2 separate regions of the Mus musculus genome follow, and region 1 is linked to region 2. Evidence: chromatin loops called from intact Hi-C (ENCODE). Cell type or tissue: gastrocnemius. All regions are shown on one strand. Links, peaks and the distances in the headings refer to the core of each region. The heading gives the core; the rest is flanking DNA.

Region 1 (8,377 bases), core at 134-8,133, 48 kb before region 2:
CAGACAAGTTGACAATGAAGATTGACCATCACACCCCCTAAAAAGATGTGCCCATCCCCAAGAATTACCTTATTTGGAAAAAGGATCTCTGCAGATATAATTAAAGATCTTTGAGTTAAGACTCATAAATTAAACATCTCTTGGTGATGTCCAGAGGATTACCCAGGTGGAAAAAAAGGTCAAAACCAACCAACCAACCAACCAACCAAACAACCAACCAACCAACCAACCAAACAAACAAACAAACCTAGGAGTTCTTATAAGAAGCAGAAAAGGAGACAAAAATCCCAGAGAAGTCCATGTGTGGATGTAGGCAAGGATTGGAGTTTTGTGTCTACAACCCTGGAGTGCTAGAACATCAAAACATGGAAGAGGCAGGAAGGACCCTCTCCTTGCAAGGGGGCCCAGCCCTCTGACACCTTAAATTCTGTTTCTTGGAAGCACAGCCATTGCTTTCCTGTTACTCAACTTAAGGGACTGTGGTAAGTGTGGTGGTTTGAGTGAGATGTCTCCCACATTCTCAGGCAGCTGAATACTTGGTCCCCAGTCGGTGACTTTAGGTAGGTTTAGGAGGTGTGACCTTGCTGGGAGAAGTATGTCATGGGCACGCCCTGTGCCATTCCCAGCGTGTTCTCTCTGCCTCTTGCTTGTGGTGGGCGGTGTGAGCTTTCAGCTGTTCCTGCTGCCATGACTGCCTGAGGTGACCTCTGGAAGCAATGAGGTAAGAAGCAAACCCGTTAGTGTGTCTTAGTCGGGCTCTGGTTCAAACTTCTGAAGTCTGACACCAGTTTATTTTAGACATCTTTAAGCCCAGTCCAATTTTGGAAAAACGTTTTCTGGAAACAATTATCTCAATCCTATGTGTACAATACAGCTGCAGGTGTGACTGTATCAAAACTCTTTGCCAAGTACAAGTGATATCTGCTATGAAGATGGACTTTATAGCTTAAGGGCCCAGGATCTGGAGATAGTGTAGAGGTCACCAGACTATAAAGTACATGTGACAGCTCCCCTAAGGATGCCATCTATTGGCTGAGAATCAAAGCTAAAGATAAAAGTCCATGGAGGGAGAGTCAGGGATAAACATTCTGGGGGTTGGGGTGAGGTCTGGCTCTACAGATAGGAAAGGTCACCAGGTTATTAACATCTGCTCCCATCCTTCTGGGTGGAAACGAGGTATCCATTTCCTCCACTGAGGAGCCAGCCCTGTGTGATGGACACTCCTTGTTTCTCCTTATCTGTGAGGACTTGTGCCTTCTACACCTACCTGCTTCCACGCCTCTCTGCTGTTATGGTGACAGACTCTTATCACTCTGGGGCCATAATTCCTAATAAACTTCTACAAGTTGCCTTCGTCCTGGTGTTTTGTCATAGCAACAGAAAAGCAACCCATATAGGAAGGAAGAACTTATTTTGGCTTGTGGCTTAGAGGGCACAGTCTATCATGGTAAAGAAGTATGGGGGGTGGGGCTAGACTTGTTCACATCCAGGTGGATCAGAATGCAGAGAGCTCTGGTGGAGTGGGGTGGGGACAGGGCATAACTCTCAAAGGTGTAACATCCCCCACCCCTCACACACACCCGTGACTCACCTCTGGCAGCCTTGCCTCCCGTGCCAAGGCTCCCCAGCCTCCCCAGACAGCACTGCCAGTTGGAGACCAAGTGAGCCAACCTCAGCCCGTGTGGTTGGTTGTTCCTCACCCAGACCACAGCACTGAGCAGACACACCTGGGTGGTTTTAAGCCATCCGGTGTATGGTGATTTCACAGCAGGCATGGGAAACTGAAACACTCAGCAAGTCCAGCCAAGGGCGGTGTGCTTTGTTCCTGAATGGACCCCGGGTGGTTCCGTAGATGATGACACCCTTACTGTGTGCAAGTATAGTCTGTGATGTTCTCGAAACAACGAGATTGCAAAGCAAAGCTCCTTGCCGAATGTAACCTGACATTAAGCAAATGCCCAACCATAGTTATCAGGGATTACCATGTCTTGGACACTGCTCTGGGAGCCAGGAGTACATTCATGAAAAAGAACACAGACACAGGTCTGCTTCTGTAGTACTTTCCACAAGGACAAAAGAATAAATCTCAAGAATGGCCAATACATACTCCCCATCACATCCCTGAGTACCCGGGGAGGGGTGGCACATACTCCCCATCCCTCAGTATTGGGGGTGGGGATTTGTTTTAGGACCCCTTTAGATACTAAAACCCAAAAGGCAGAGGATACTCGTGTAACCCCTGACTATAAATAATTTCTAGATGACTTGTGATAGATGCCTCATACAATGTCAAGGCTGTGTAAATTCTTATCCCACAGTCCTCTGTAGGGAACAATCTGAAATGTAGAAGTCTGCACATGTTCAGGACATCTCTCTCTCTCTCTCTCTCTCTCTCTCTCTCTCTCTCTGTGTGTGTGTGTGTGTGCGCACACATACACACACACACACACACTCTTATGCTTGCATGCACGTATGTCCTGCCAGACCATATGTGTAGAGGTCTGATGACAGCTTCAGGCATCAGTACTCTCTCCTTCCACTGTAGGAACCCTGAATTAAGATGGATGCCTGGCGCCAATCCTGGCTTTTATGGTTCGAGGATATTTGAGTTCCAGTTTTCATGATTTTGAGTCAAATGCTTCACCCATCTTCCTGGTCCCTGAGGAAAAACTTAAACAATGTTTTCAACACTCAACTGGTTGAATCTAAGGATATAGAGAGCCAGCTGTGTCATGTGGCAGGAGATGGATAATGTTTAGAAGAAAAATAAAGTGGGGTGTGAGCACAGAGTGGTGGGGTCTGCTGTCTTAGGTTCTTTGGGCAGAGTTAAGGAAGGTGCCCCTTCCAGGATGTGGAAAAAGGGAGGGAGGGAGCTATGAGTCATCGTCAGAACTTTGGTCAAAGGGGATAAGTATAGGGCATAGGCAAGGGAATAGGAAAGAATAGCCTAGAGACGGGACAGCAAGGATGGTGTGCTGGTTGCTTCTTGTCAACCTGACAAAAACTAGAGTCATCTGGGAAGAGGAAACCTTCACTTAGGAATTGCCTCTGTGGTGGTTTGAATAACAATGGCCCCCTACTGGCTCATATATCTGAATTCTTAGTTATCAGGGAGTGGGCTCTTTGAAAGGATTAGAAGGATTAGGAGGTGTGTATGTAACCTAAGTACTGACAGAACAGGGAGCTTCAGGGAGGAGAGGAGAGAGCACAGGAGAGATATCCGAGTGTGTGGCTCTTTCTGCAGGATCTTAGAGATTACAGATGTTCTAGGGGGTTTATTCTGAACAAAAAAGAAGTGTGTCAAGTTTCAGAAGAGAGCCCATGTGGTTTTCTCAGGTTGTAGAAAAGCTACTCTGGCGACTGTGTTATGAATGGAGGACCCCGCAGGGGACTGCAGGAGCAAAGCAGGGAGGAAGACAGATGGCTTTGACTACATTGGTGGAGAGGACTCTAGTTGAGGCTGTAGCAAACAAGTCTTAGAAATGACTGAGCACTGACTACCCAGCACTCTAGTTCTTCTTGCCCTTGTCATTTTGCCTTGAACAAAATAGAAGTTCATTCTTAGACCTAAATTTGGACATGTTCTCCACTCAGACCTGCCAGCTCAACAGACCAGAGAATCTACATGCCTTTGCTGTTTGAACATGAAATGTCCTCCACTGGTTCATATGTCATGGTGCCAAGTTGGTCTCACTGTTCTAGGAGGTTCTAGAAACTTTAGGAAGTGGGACCTAGCTGGAAGAATGTAGGTCACTGGGGTATGATTGTAAAGGGGATACATGGTCTCTGCTTTGTATCCTGCCCACCATTAGATGAAGCACACACCCCCCACCTCCCACCACTGTGTTATTCCTTAACTCCTCCCACTTTGCTATGGCCCAGGAACGGAGCCCAGTGACCACTGAACCCTCAAGGCTGTGATCAGAGACAAGGAAACCCAAATAGTTTTGATGGTGCACAGCTTTAGACCCACACTTGGAAGGCTGAGGCAGGCAGGTCTTTATGAGTCTGAGGCCAGCCTGGTCTGCATAGCAAGTTTCAGGACAGCCAGGAATATATAAAGACACCCTGTCTCAAAAAAATAAAAATTAAAAAAAAAAGGAAGAGGAAGAGGAGAAGGAAGAAGAAATCTTTCTGTAAGTTATCCTATCCATGTAATACTCTATACAAATAGTTAATACTTTGCCCCCAAGCTCAAGGTGAAGGGCAACAAATCTACATGAGACCTCTCAAGCTGAGGTTTATTTATTTATTTATCTATTTATTTATTAGCACCAAGTAGCTAATTGGTTTTCTTGAAACAGGGTCTAACTCCATAGTCTAGGCTGGACTTGAACTCATGATACCCCTATCTAAGCCTCCTGAGAGCTAGGATTATAGGTGCATGCTACCATGCCTGGTTTATGGTCTTAACTACTTGGGGGAAAAAAATCAAGTGGTGTCTATTTCAATGTTTGGAAACTCAGGCTTCAGCATCTGTAAATAAGTGGCACAGTTGACTCCATTCACGAGCTGACGTGTTTTCTGAAGCTGCTACAGTGATTTGGGTCAGGTGTCTCCCAAACTTGGAAACATTCTGGCTCTGCTATCTATGAATCGGACTTCATTTAAAAGTGTCTTTGCTGAGCTAAATGATGTGAGATGACGTCACACGGGACTAAGGTAGGCTTTAAAACCAATGACTGACTCATTGGTTCTTCTCCCCACACTGTTGGTCCTGGGTATTGGACCTAGGCCCTTACACGGACTAGGCAAATGCTTTGCCCCTGAGCTGCACCAGAGCCCTCTCTGTAGTTTTCAAATTTGTGATACAAGTTCTTCCTAAATTTTCCATGCTAGCTTTGGATTCTCTGTAGCCCAGGAAGACCTTGAACTATAGCTTCTCTTGCCTCTGTCACCCAAGTAGCTGGGATCACAAGTCTGTGCTACCACGTCTGGCATGGCTTTTCTTGTTGTCTTGAGACAAACAAGAGATCTCACTCTTCAGCCTAGGCTGGTCTGGTATTGACTGTGTAGCCCAGTCTGGCGTCAAACTCATAGGATCCCTTTGCCTTAGCTTCCCAAGTGCTGAAGTTACAGATGTGAGCCAGAATGCCCAGTTTACAACTGACATATTTACAAAACAAAGGAGAGAGAGATTTGGAGACAGAGATGCCAACAAACTCAGAGGAAAGAGATGGCCGACACTGCAGTGTTATCACTCTGGGGCTTTGAGGGGAAGAAGAGCCTGGCCCTGTGGCTTTGCTACGGAAGCCTCTAGACCTGTAGAAGATATCAGTTTGGTGGTTCTGATATTTTGAGACAGGATTTCACTATGGAGTCCAGGCTGGCCCTAAGCTTATGATCGATCTTCCTGCCTGAACTTCCCAAATACCAGGATTACAAATGGGTGTCACCATTCCTGGTAGCTTCGGGCCACTCCTGTGTACTGCTTCATTCTAGTGGCCCAGGAAATGAGCAGAGCTACCCTGTGGCTACTGAGCAGACCTGAGCAGCTGTGGGAGCCTGGCTCACAGTATGAACCTGTCCTCAGGGTGGGTCCTCATGAAAAGTGTTTGCTGAGCTCTGATCTATGGTGTTGACATTGTTTGGTGGTAGGAGGTAGTGTGCCACCATATCTAATAGGGGAAAATTAATCACCTAGTTAGTGTCACGACCCTGGCTACTCCAGAGACAAGAGGACCAGAGTGAAAAGTAAGACTAAGACATAAATGTGGTGCCTCTGCTCTTCCTAGCCCCCTTCTGTTGGCACTGTGACTTGCTCTAGGGGAACACCCTTGCCACAGTGACCCTTTGTCCTGTTCCCTGGGCTGGGTACCCAGAGTATTAGTCATTGTGGGCTGACTGCAAACACCATGAATTGAGCAACTTAAACAATGGGACTTATCGGCACCTGGGTCTGGGGGCTGGGAAGTAAAAGATGGAGGCCTGCTGGGGTTAGGTTTCTGAGGAGGGCTGCTTTCCCAGCTCAGAGATGGGCACCTCTCCCTGTATCCTATGTATGGTCAGTCTTCCCTTGGTGAGGAGTGTGAAGCCAGCCATCCATGTCTCATCACAGATTCTATCAGATTAGGGGCCCATCATTACAACCTCATTTAAACATAGTGAATTCCTCAAAGCCCTGTCTCCACATGGGCATCTTGGGGGCTGGGCTTGAACATAGAATCTGGAGGTGAAAGCACAATCCAGGGGAGGACTGTCATTGCCTTTCTTACTTGGTCACTCTTCACACATGACCTGGCAGTATCCCAAGGCATAGCACTGGTCACAACTTTTGGGGAAGCAAGACACTTTTTTCCTTCGAACCCAGAAAAATGTGCAGCTAGGCTAACCCTTGGCATACAGAGGTGACCTGTCAGAGCCCAGTCCATTAGGAGAAAACAGAGCTGAGAGGCAGAAGGGAAATAGGTACATGTGGACTTACTGGACCTAGATCCAGCTTAACCTGAAGTAGGATCTCCTTGGATTCCTCCATTACCTTGACGCCACACATTTTCCCTTAAACCATGTCTGGCTGTATTTCTGTCCCCTTCATCTTGTTAGCTAGTCTGTACTTTCTTATCTAATACACATTCTGGAAAAGTCGGCCTCTTGGAATCCATCCCTGTCACTACCCAATAGGCGCATGAACAAAGTGGCCGTGGTGGCGGAGACGCAGGTTGTAGAGGGGCTCAGCAAAACAGACTTTCACTCACAAAGCCTGACCTGGCTACGGGTGTTGCTGAGTGCCAGATCTACCCACAGCAGAGACCAACTGATATGATACCGTTCCCCAGGAATGAAGGTATGGTCACTCCTCCAGGAAAAGAGCCAAGACCTGCTGAAGTGCTTACTGAGACTGGAGGAAATACAGAATATCAAGGAAGGTAGTTATACATACCAGCTAAGGCCACGTGACCAGCTGCAGACACGATTATAATGGACACAGTGTTTCTGTCGTATTTTGCTAAGAATGTGAACACATATGAACATATACACTAAGCAGACATTTTGCTTTCTTCCATTTCTCTAATGTAATATAACATAGGTTGAGATAATATTAGTGATTATTATCATATTTACGTCATGAAACTCTAAAAGACTAAGCATCCCTCAAGGGACATTGCCATCTAGTCTAAAATATATAACTAATTAGTGATTGTATGTGGCTAGTTATATCATGTTGGGCAGAATTATGACCTAGTTATTGTTTTTATTTGGAAGTTAAGGGTGATATAAGGCAAGGTGACTGTGTGTCAGGTTGTCAAGGGGTGGATGTGTGGTGGTAAATCTTGGTATCAACTTAAACACAAGGGGGGCACCTTGTGAGGACACCCTAGGAATCCTCTGGACTCTGGCAACAGCATACATGGGATCTAAAAATAAATCCAGTGGCTGGGGAGATGGCTCAGTCAGTATAACACTCGCCTCACAAGCACGAAGACCCTTGTTCCATCCACAGAACCTCTGTGAGGAGGAGGCAGGTATGGAGGAGCAGCACACGATGGCCCGAATGTGAAACTCCAGCACTGGGGAGGTAGAAACAAGCCAATGCCTGGAGCTGCTGGCCACCGAAACAGCAACCTCAGGTTCAGTGAGACACCCTGTCTCAAAACCCAAGGCGGAATAGCACCCAAGGAATGACACTGAGGAATAACACCCAAGGTTAACTTATGGCTTTCACATATAAATGTGAGTGAACACACACACACACACACACACTTCTGCTTAGCCTGACTAGTTCAGTCAGGATCTCCTGGACTAATGCTGGGATGACCCTCTATCCTGGTTCTATGGTTGGGATCCCATATGCTCTAAGTCATTTACCCTTGCTCCCCTTATACAGCAGCAAGGTGTAATAAGTGTGAACAAATACAGACGACTATTCAAATACATTCAAATTGTTCCTGGGACTTTCGTGTTATGAAAAAGCGCAGGCTTTCCAGGTTTGTAAGAGTCCTCACAAAGGACTCAGAAAAAAAAAAAATGCCCAAAGGACACATGGACCTCTTCCCTGGCCACCCTGCCTTCTGACTCCTCTAGATGGAAGCACAGCTCTGCAAAGGCTGTGTGACTTTGGGTGATCTTTGGAACCTGGCTGGACTCTAGTATCAGAAAATCTGAGAAGATACTACTTATTGGCAATAGATATTAGCACTAAGGTCTTATCAGTATGGATTAGCATTAAAGTACAGAGTAAGTATGTACCATGTGACTGATGCAGGTATAAGGCAAACCAAAACCAAAACACAGTTCTTTCTTTCTTTTCTTTCCTTTTTAAAGTAAGTGTGTGTGTGTGTGTGTGTGTGTGTGTGTGTGTGTGTGTGTGTGTGTGCTTGCATATACGAGGAGGTCAGAGGGTAGGTAACTTGCAGAACACTTCTCTCCCTCCACTATG
Region 2 (8,377 bases), core at 126-8,125:
TGGGGGGGAGGGAGCTTTATCGCCTGTACCATTGGCCCATGGCCAGTCCATGAAAGCCTAAAGACTGAATTTAGGAGAATGCTTTTACAAATATAGAACATAGTTACATCACAGAACAGAGAAATTAACTGCTTGAATATGCACTTATCAAAATATTTAAACAAATTGAAATGGGAAGAATATCTATCTTCCTTCTCTTTCTCCTAGATTTTTATTTATTTATTTTATGCTTTCTTTAATTTTTGAGATTATAATTACATGATCTCTCCCCTCTTTTTTCTGTATCCAACCCCCCCCCCCACATCCCTCCTTGCTCCCACTCAAATTTGTAACCTCTTTTTTCATTAATTGCTGTTGCGTGCATATATGTATACATAACATCTCTAAATATAACCTGCTTGGTCTGTAAAATGTTACTTGTATGTATGTATGTTTTCAGGGCTGACCATTTGGTGTGCTCTTCCATGGGGAAGACTATCTCTCCCACTCGGAGTTCCTTAGTAACCCACAGTGTGCTGTATGGATGGGGCCTTGTGGTCTTTCCTCGTGCCTATTGCTATTGCCATTGTTCTGTGCATGTTGAGGCAGTCACGGCGGCAGGATTTATGGGTGTGGCCTCTGACATTCCCGGCATTCACAATCTCACATCATACTCCTTGATCCTGGCTTTTCCCACCCCCTCCTCCACAAACTCCCCTGAGCCTTAGGTGTAGGAGTTGTTCTGTAGATGTACCCACTGTGGGTAAGCTTCACAACTCTGCCTTTGGATTGGTCGTGGGGTTTTTGTAATGCTCCCTGTCTGCTGTCTTGCTAAGGAGTGAGAGCTGTACTTGCCTGTGAGGATAGAGCAAATATTTAGACTGTTTCTTCTGGACTTTGAATCAGAGTATCACCACATAGCACAGGCTGGCCTGGAATGCTTAATTCTCTTGCCTCTGTCTCTTGAGTGTTTGGCATTATAGGCATGGGCCATCAAACCCACATTATATATATTTCATTATTGATACACTCATTGCAAAGATCTAGTGGTGGGCCTCCTAACCATTGCAATTTGCAAACTATAAAGAGTCCAAACATGGGCTGTGTGGTTATAGAGGCACTGGCTGCTCAGCCTGATAACGTGAGTCCCATCCCTGGGCTCACATGGAGGAAGGAAAGAATAGATGCCTGAAAGTTGTCCTCTCACCTCTGCATGCCTCCTGAGGCACGTACATGCCTGTTCCCTCCCTCCCTCACACACATCATATATACACACAATAAATAAATAAACTTGATAAGAAAGACAATTATTTAAAAGTACAAGTGGGACTTCAAGCGTCTACAGCAGCCATAACACAGTCCAAGGCGTTCCCTTGGTCAGAGCCTGTGTTCTGGTTTGCTGCCTGCCTTTGCAATGTAAATTATAGGATTTGGTAGGGCTGAGTGAGTTCACAGGCCCCATGGACACCCACCTCTCCATAGATTCTCTGAAATCAAGAACCACTGGCCTCTAGAACAATCCCTTTGACTGCAATACTTGGTTTAAGGACAGTCCCTCAAGAAGCCATCTCTGACCCTCAGCACTGTACCCCTGGGGTTTCCCCTTTGTCACCCCCACAAGTCACATGTAGTTTGTCCACAGAAGTTTGTCCACCACAAGCAGAGGTGCCGTCTGCCTCAAAGAAACAGACACAACCTTGGTCTGAGTCCAGACATCTCAGAGCTGGGGTGCAAGTGCCTATGAAGGACAGAGAAATGATCAAAAGACCCCAGGACCCCGGAACCCAGTCTTGAAGTGACCTAACAAACTCATCTGTTGAAAGGCTTAAGTTCACCTCTGGTTGGCTCTTTCATCTGTGGATGGGACAAGCCATGAGCAGCTGGCCCGTTACTGGGAAACAGATAAGCTTATCCCGTCTTTCCTGTGGATAACTCATATTGCCTTCCAAGCCAATACTTCAGCCTCTTCACTTACAAAAGGGAGATAGATGGCAACTGTACCAGTTTTTCAGAGTTCCAACAGAGATTAAACAAGAATCGTGTGACATGCTCAGTACCCCATTGTAATGGGGCCGTTACTGTCCATTTATATTTACGCACTCAGCAAGCACCTAAATATTTACTAAGCACCCATTGTTCTAGGTACCTTGCATAACAACCAAGACATCTACTAACAACAGAAGTAGATTAGCAGATTCTATGATGTCCCCATCAAATAAACACTTTTATTTCCTCACTAGGGGTGCTTAATATTCTCACAGACTTCAAATCACCTGTAATCTCAGCCCTAGGGAGGGAGAGGCAGGAGAATGGAGAGTTCAAGGCCAGGCTTGGCTTTGTGAATAGTTTGAGGCAAGCTATGGGTACACAGTGGGACCTTGCCTATAAAAGACCAGGGAGAAGGGTTCAGGGAAAGGAGTGGTAAGGAGAAGGAGGATGGTAGAAGAGGAGGCAGGTGGAGCAGAGGGAAGGGAAGGAAGGAGAGGGGAAAAGGAGCCAGATGAGAGAACTATCAATGTCTTAGGCTTGCTGCAAGATGTTCATCTCCCTTCCCCCTAGGATCAAGCATCCCACCAGCCACAGTGGCTAGGGCTTAAGTTTAGGCCTTCTGAATCTGGATGCTATCCCCTGGACTCTGTGTACCCTCTTGACAAGTGTCTTTATCTCTATAAGTCTCCCCTATTTTTCCACAACTAAACAGATAGACAGTAAAGCAGTCTACTTCGAGTTTATCTAAAAATTAAAATGTTGAATGTGCGCCAAGTGTAGAAGATGGGTGTGGAAATGAGCGTAGGTTAGCAGGGCACACTTTGCACGATTGTAACTCCACACTTTGAGGTGGGGGGCAGATCTAGAGTCTGAGGCCAGCCTGGGCTACATGGTGAGAACTTTAAATTTTAATAATAATAATAATAATAAATAATAACAATAAGTTAAATAATAATTTAAGTTAGATATTAGTATTAAAAGAAACACCTAGCAAACTCCTCTAACCCCCACCCATGTCTCGAAGTACTCATCCTCTGTGAAGCCCCCTTTCCCACAAAGGAAACACTGAAAACCAGGTTAAACCTGCCAAGCAGGACCAGGGAAGTCATTGCCTTAGTGGGGAGGGGTGGCCTTACCTCTGCACCTCAGTCTCCCCATGAATCTGTAAGTAAGAGCTGTCCCAGAGCAGGGGACAAAATGTGCAGCAACAAGCAGACACTTTGCCCTGGGCCTACCCAGCTCTGGGCTCTGTAGTAGAGATACAGAGGGTTGGGGGTGGGGGGTAAGGTACCGAAGTGATGCTCTGGAAACCAGGACTTGCCAGCCCCATTACCTACCCTCAATGTATCCTTTCCCAAGACAAACATAAACACTTTATCCAAAGGGCTCCAAAGACAAAACAAAGAGCTAGGCCACCGAAACCCAGCTTGGAGAACCAGAGTTTATGTGGTTTACTTTCACGAGCCTGGGTGACCCCAAAGCAGCTGCACCGCTGGGGGCGGGGGGGGGGGCGACTCTCTTTCCTTTTGCTGCATATATGAAGGTCATCCCTCAACCCACCTCGCTTCAACTAACCTTCCACAGTCTGTCTACATAGACTCTAGCATCTCTGAGACAGGGTTCATGCAGATGGGTAGAATTACATACAATGGCTGGGAGGTGCAGGAGGGAGTGGCCAGAATCTAAGCGAGGGTCCACCGACCCTTCCCAGTCTTCCAACTTTGAGGGAAGGCTACAAGTCAACAAACTCTACCTCGGATTCTCTTACAAACAGCACAGCTGCTCTAATGAAGGTGATGGCTGTTAGGCTCAGGGGATGCGTTATTCAACATGTCTCGTGCTGTGCTACAAATGTCGTTCTTCCAAAAGCTAGATTTTTCCTTGTGTGTATTACATACTTAATTACTTGCTTTTTTTTTTTTTTTTTTTTTTACTCGTTTACCTCCCCTGGAAGCTAGGCTGGGCAGAAATTTGACCCCATTTTTAATGGTGAAAGGACAGGGCCGCCAAGAGATTGAAGTGACAAGCTTGATGAGCTGGCGAGCAGCGACACCAGCTGCCAGGCATGGAAAATGGAAACCCAAGGAGGACCACGGTCCACTTCAGGTCCTTAGCCGGAGGATTGCGCCAAGCTTGGTGTCCTTGCGATGGAGATCCTGGGCTGGAAGATACGCTAGGAATCTTCCAGTGCTGGGGCTCAGCCCCAAGGGCCGGCAGGCGAAGCCAAATCTCGGTGACAAGTCCAGGACATGGGTCCCAGATGCCATCGGGCCGAGTCACGCCCCCGGGCGCAGCCAAACGCTGGGTGGCGCTGCGCCGCCGCCCTTCGCCAGACCTGTTGCGTCCAGGGCTTCATTCAGCCCAACCGGTTAGGGTAAAGGGGCCCACGCAAAGCCTAGCGAGGGTGAGCATCCCCCTACCACAGTACTGCCCTGGGGTGGGGGGACTACCAGGTTCCAGGGTGGTGCCCGCCCTTCAGCCTCTATACACTCCACAGCCGGGTTCTAGGCGCATCGGGTGCGGCTGGTATAAAACTTTCGCCAAGCCGCTTGGGGAGAGGGCAGGATGGAGAAGACACCCCAACTCCAGACCCACAGCTAGCAGCGCAGTGTCACCTCCGCCTCGCAGTCGCCCGAAAGCCCTGCTGTCGATCAGGCAGTGGATAGGTGCCTGCCCGCAGCGCTGACCCGGGCACCGCCCCCACCCACCCCTTTGAGGTCCCATCCCCTCCCCCGCCTCCCGCACTCCGGCCCTGGCGTCGCCCGCCCCGCCTGCGCCGGGGTCGCCGCAGTCCCCGCGGCTCTCCCGGGGCTCCCTGGCCAGGCGCTCCAGCTTTTTTGCAACCAGGGAGCACCCCAAGGTGTGGATGTGGGTGCCGGCCCACCAGAAACCGAAGCGGAGGACCTCGGGCATCCAGGTTCTGCGCTCCAGGGAGGCGGCCCCGCAGGGCTGGGCAAGGACGGGGCGGTCGGCAGAGGGGCGGGCGCCGCTCATCAGCCACGCCAGTCACGTCTGGGGCCACCCGGCCGCCCACTGATATCTTGCCGGCTGGCTGTGCCACCTCGCCGAATCGGCGAGGGCAAAGGGGCTGTGGCGACGCCATGCCCGGGCCGGAGTGAGTGAGCGCGGGCGAAGATGGCGTACATCCAGGTAGGACGGTGGCTGGGGGCGACGGCCAGGGAATACCGGGGACCGCGCCCCCTCCGCCGGGAGCGCGCGCCGCGGGAGTGCGCACCACCCAGCTCCCACAAACTTACTGGATAAAATAAAAACAAAACACGAAAATACAACAAAACAACGGGTGTCCCAGAGCAGGCACCTGTGCGTGTTCTGGAGCTAGGTCAGGGGCCCTACGTGGGACTTGCAACCTCGCGCTCTCCTCCCTGGGAGGAGAGAACCCGAGGTGACTTTGCAACTCCTCACCCCCTACCCCTAGGTACCCACCCCAGAGGGGGGAAAGTAGGAGGGCGACCCGGGGCACGCCAGCCACCCGGCCCGCCAGCGCCCGTTGCCGTGGTGACGGCTCGGACTAATTGGCCGGTGGAGCCAGCTGGAGGCAGCTGTTCAGACCTGGAGGGACAAGGACATCGTTTGCCCGGGTGCTGGGTGCAGAGGGGTGGGGACATCCAGAGGCCAGAGCACACTGGTGAGGGAGATGGGGACGGTTACTTTAGTATGTTGAGGTCTGTGAAGTGCAGGACCCCCCCCCCCCATGCCTCCCACAGAGCGCCCCCAAGACTCCCAGAAATACCAAGTTAACACCCCTCCCCTAACTCCTTTAGAGGGGTTGGGTGGAAATGGACTGTGCTGCTTGGCAAAGAAACCAGTTTCTTTACAAAAAGTAATGACAGGTCATGCCAAGGTCACACGGTCAGACTCCTACCCCCTACCCTGCAAACAGATCTAGAAGAGCTGCGGCTTCTAGGGCTGCCTGCCTGCCCCTAGACATAGGGGAGGTGAGCAGAGTGGCTCCCATATTCAGGAACTCACTTTTTGTCCCCTCATCTCAGCTTGGGGATGAGGTGGAGTGGGGACTGCAGACATTCCCCTCCCCCCCCAACTCTTCTCCCTTGTTCCAGTTCCTCAGATAGTCTGTCACCTGGCAGAAGCGGACCCTCTCCAGGAATGGTTTGCCTTGTCATGGATTGCTTAGGTCCTGATTTCAAGTTCAGTGAAGGTCACACTTACTGTACATTTGTGTCCTGAAAGTTGTTGGAGTATGTATTCAATAGTTGCTTGTCAACACTTGGCTGACACCAATTATGGACCAGCGTTGAGGATGTAGGTCACGATCCCTGCTCCTTCTGATGCCCGAGAGAGTGAGCAGAGAACAGCGAGACTGGCTTTTATGGTTCTTCATTGAATTAGACATTTTCTTTTTCTGAGGCAGGATCTTGCTATGTAGTCCAGGCTAGCCTGTGATTCTCCCGCCTCCGTCTTCTGAGTGCTGGGATTACAGTAAGTCACAGCGTTCAGTTACCTAAACCATATGTCAGCACAGAGTCCTTGAGTCACTTGTCAAGGACGCACAGCTACTTAGCAGTCAAGGTGGGATCTAAACTGTAGGCTGGGAGGAAGATGTGGAAGTCAGATGTCTCAATGGTCCTGGCTTCCCTCTTAGAAAAAGTCTTTGAACTTCTACGGGACCCAGAGCGTAATATTCTTTTTCTTTGGTCACAGTTTTCCAATTGGAAAAACAGGAAAAAAAAAAAAAAAAAAAGCAAGCACAAAGGGAGGTCAGAGAGTGGGCATGGCTATGCACCCACAAAGCTTTATTTATTTTGGTCAATGAGTTTCAGGGCCTTTCTGAAAGTCAGGAAATACACGGGTCCTTCTCTGTTGGAGGGACATGTACCAGCCTGCGGTAGGGCTGGTTAGAGGGAGCTGGAGTCTTCTGAACTCTGTCTCCTCTGTGTTCCCTCTGTGTGCCCGGGATTTTCTCTTTATGATTCCCAGCTTGAATCACTTCTCCACCCGCATCAGAAGAGTTAACCCAGAGGATGTGACAAGGCAGAATGAGACCCTGGACTTGAGGCTTCTTTTCTGTCCCCGTGGTCTCCACCTTGGGTTGCTCCTGGGCCACCACCATCTTGCACCTGAGCTTTGAGAAAGATGGGTGCCATCGAGGGAGCTTACAGTGGCTCTTCTGTGTTCATCAAGGCTGTATAAAAGGCTAAATGGGTCTCTTTGGCCCACCCATGTCCCAAGGACACACCTGTAAATTGCCAGAACGTCCTAGACGGCTGGAACGTAATAGTTTACATCCAAATTCTCACTTTGGGGTGCTTAGGGGGAACTGGAGGATGGGGAGGATCAAACACACCAGGGCACGTGCGGCAGAACGGCTCTGGGAGTCAGCTCTCTCCTTCCATCCTGTGGGTCCTGGGGGCTTAACTCAGATCACTGGGTTTGGTGATAAGCACCTTACACTCAGCCAGCCCACATGACCTCCCTTGGTTTTTGTTTGTTTGTTGTTTGTTTTGTTTTGTTTTTGAAACACAGTCTAGTCCAGGCTGACCTCCAATTCACAACCTCCCTGTCTCAGACTCCTGGAGCCAAGATGATGGGTACACACAATGCGGTACTTAGCTTATGTCAAAAATCTTTAAGCCCTTTTTCATGCTAGCCCCACTTGGTACCTAGGGGAAATCGCCTTGTCTCAGAAGCCACAGAGAAGTTGTATTTACTTTGAGGTTGGGAGCCATACAGCATTTTCATACCAAGGGTCCTGTCTCATAAAAAAAAAAATGACCCAGGCTCAGAGCCCACCTCCTTCCCAACTCACTAGGGCATATGCTCTGTGGCCCACCGTACTCTGTGCTCTGCTGAGTTTGAGCTTTGGAGGATCTGTGGTTAGTGAGTGCCCTTAAGTGCTTTCCCAGGAGGCAGTCCATGGCACTTCCAGGAGCTTGAGTTTTAAAAGTTAATAGAGCCACCACCTGTGCTATTATTAATTGATTTTTTTAAATGTTTATTTTAGAATTGGACCTTTTTGACTTGAGTTCAAACCCCCTGCACCCATGTAAGAGCCGAGTGTGGTAGTGTGTTACCCTAGCGCCGGGGAGTCCGAGACAGGGGGACTCAGTGGCTCACTGGCCAACCAGCCTTGTGTTGATGAGCTCCACATTCTGTCCTGGTCCAGACCCTGTGTCCAAAAAAAAAATCAGGCAGAGCAACTGAGGAAGGCACCTGACACTAACCTGTTCTCCACATACAGGTGTGCACAGTTACGTACAGGAAAATGTACGTATGCCACATGTGTACATGTGTATACACAAATACACGGGAAAAATAAACTCTCTCTCTCTCTTTTTTTTTTTAATTTTAACTTACAAAAAAAAAATCCAGTCGGGAATGACAGTATATATCTATAATCTCAGAACTTGGGAGGGTAAAGCAGGAGAATGAA

The links. Peaks named below come from ENCODE experiments on the same cell type or tissue, not always from the same donor. Only the 100,000 strongest peaks of a DNase experiment are listed, where the experiment ranks them.
Region 1: a loop joins it to region 2, with 2.4 times the contacts of the local background. A loop is called at or near these places in 10 of 42 quality-filtered maps.

Annotation. Positions count from the first base shown.
Region 1 is chr7:118,492,517-118,500,893 of GRCm38, reverse strand. No RefSeq gene overlaps it. Among named protein-coding and RNA genes, the nearest start is that of Itpripl2, 4.7 kb to the right of the region's middle. In gastrocnemius, for the core only: no CTCF peak of the experiment used is centred there; no DNase peak of the experiment used is centred there; H3K27ac peaks cover 1,399 bases.
Region 2 is chr7:118,444,555-118,452,931 of GRCm38, reverse strand. It overlaps a transcript of Syt17 not described here. Among named protein-coding and RNA genes, the nearest start is that of Syt17, 5.2 kb to the right of the region's middle. In gastrocnemius, for the core only: CTCF peaks have their summits at 4,038 and 4,243; DNase peaks (open chromatin) are centred at 4,195, 5,029 and 5,463; H3K4me3 peaks cover 1,929 bases; H3K27ac peaks cover 1,517 bases.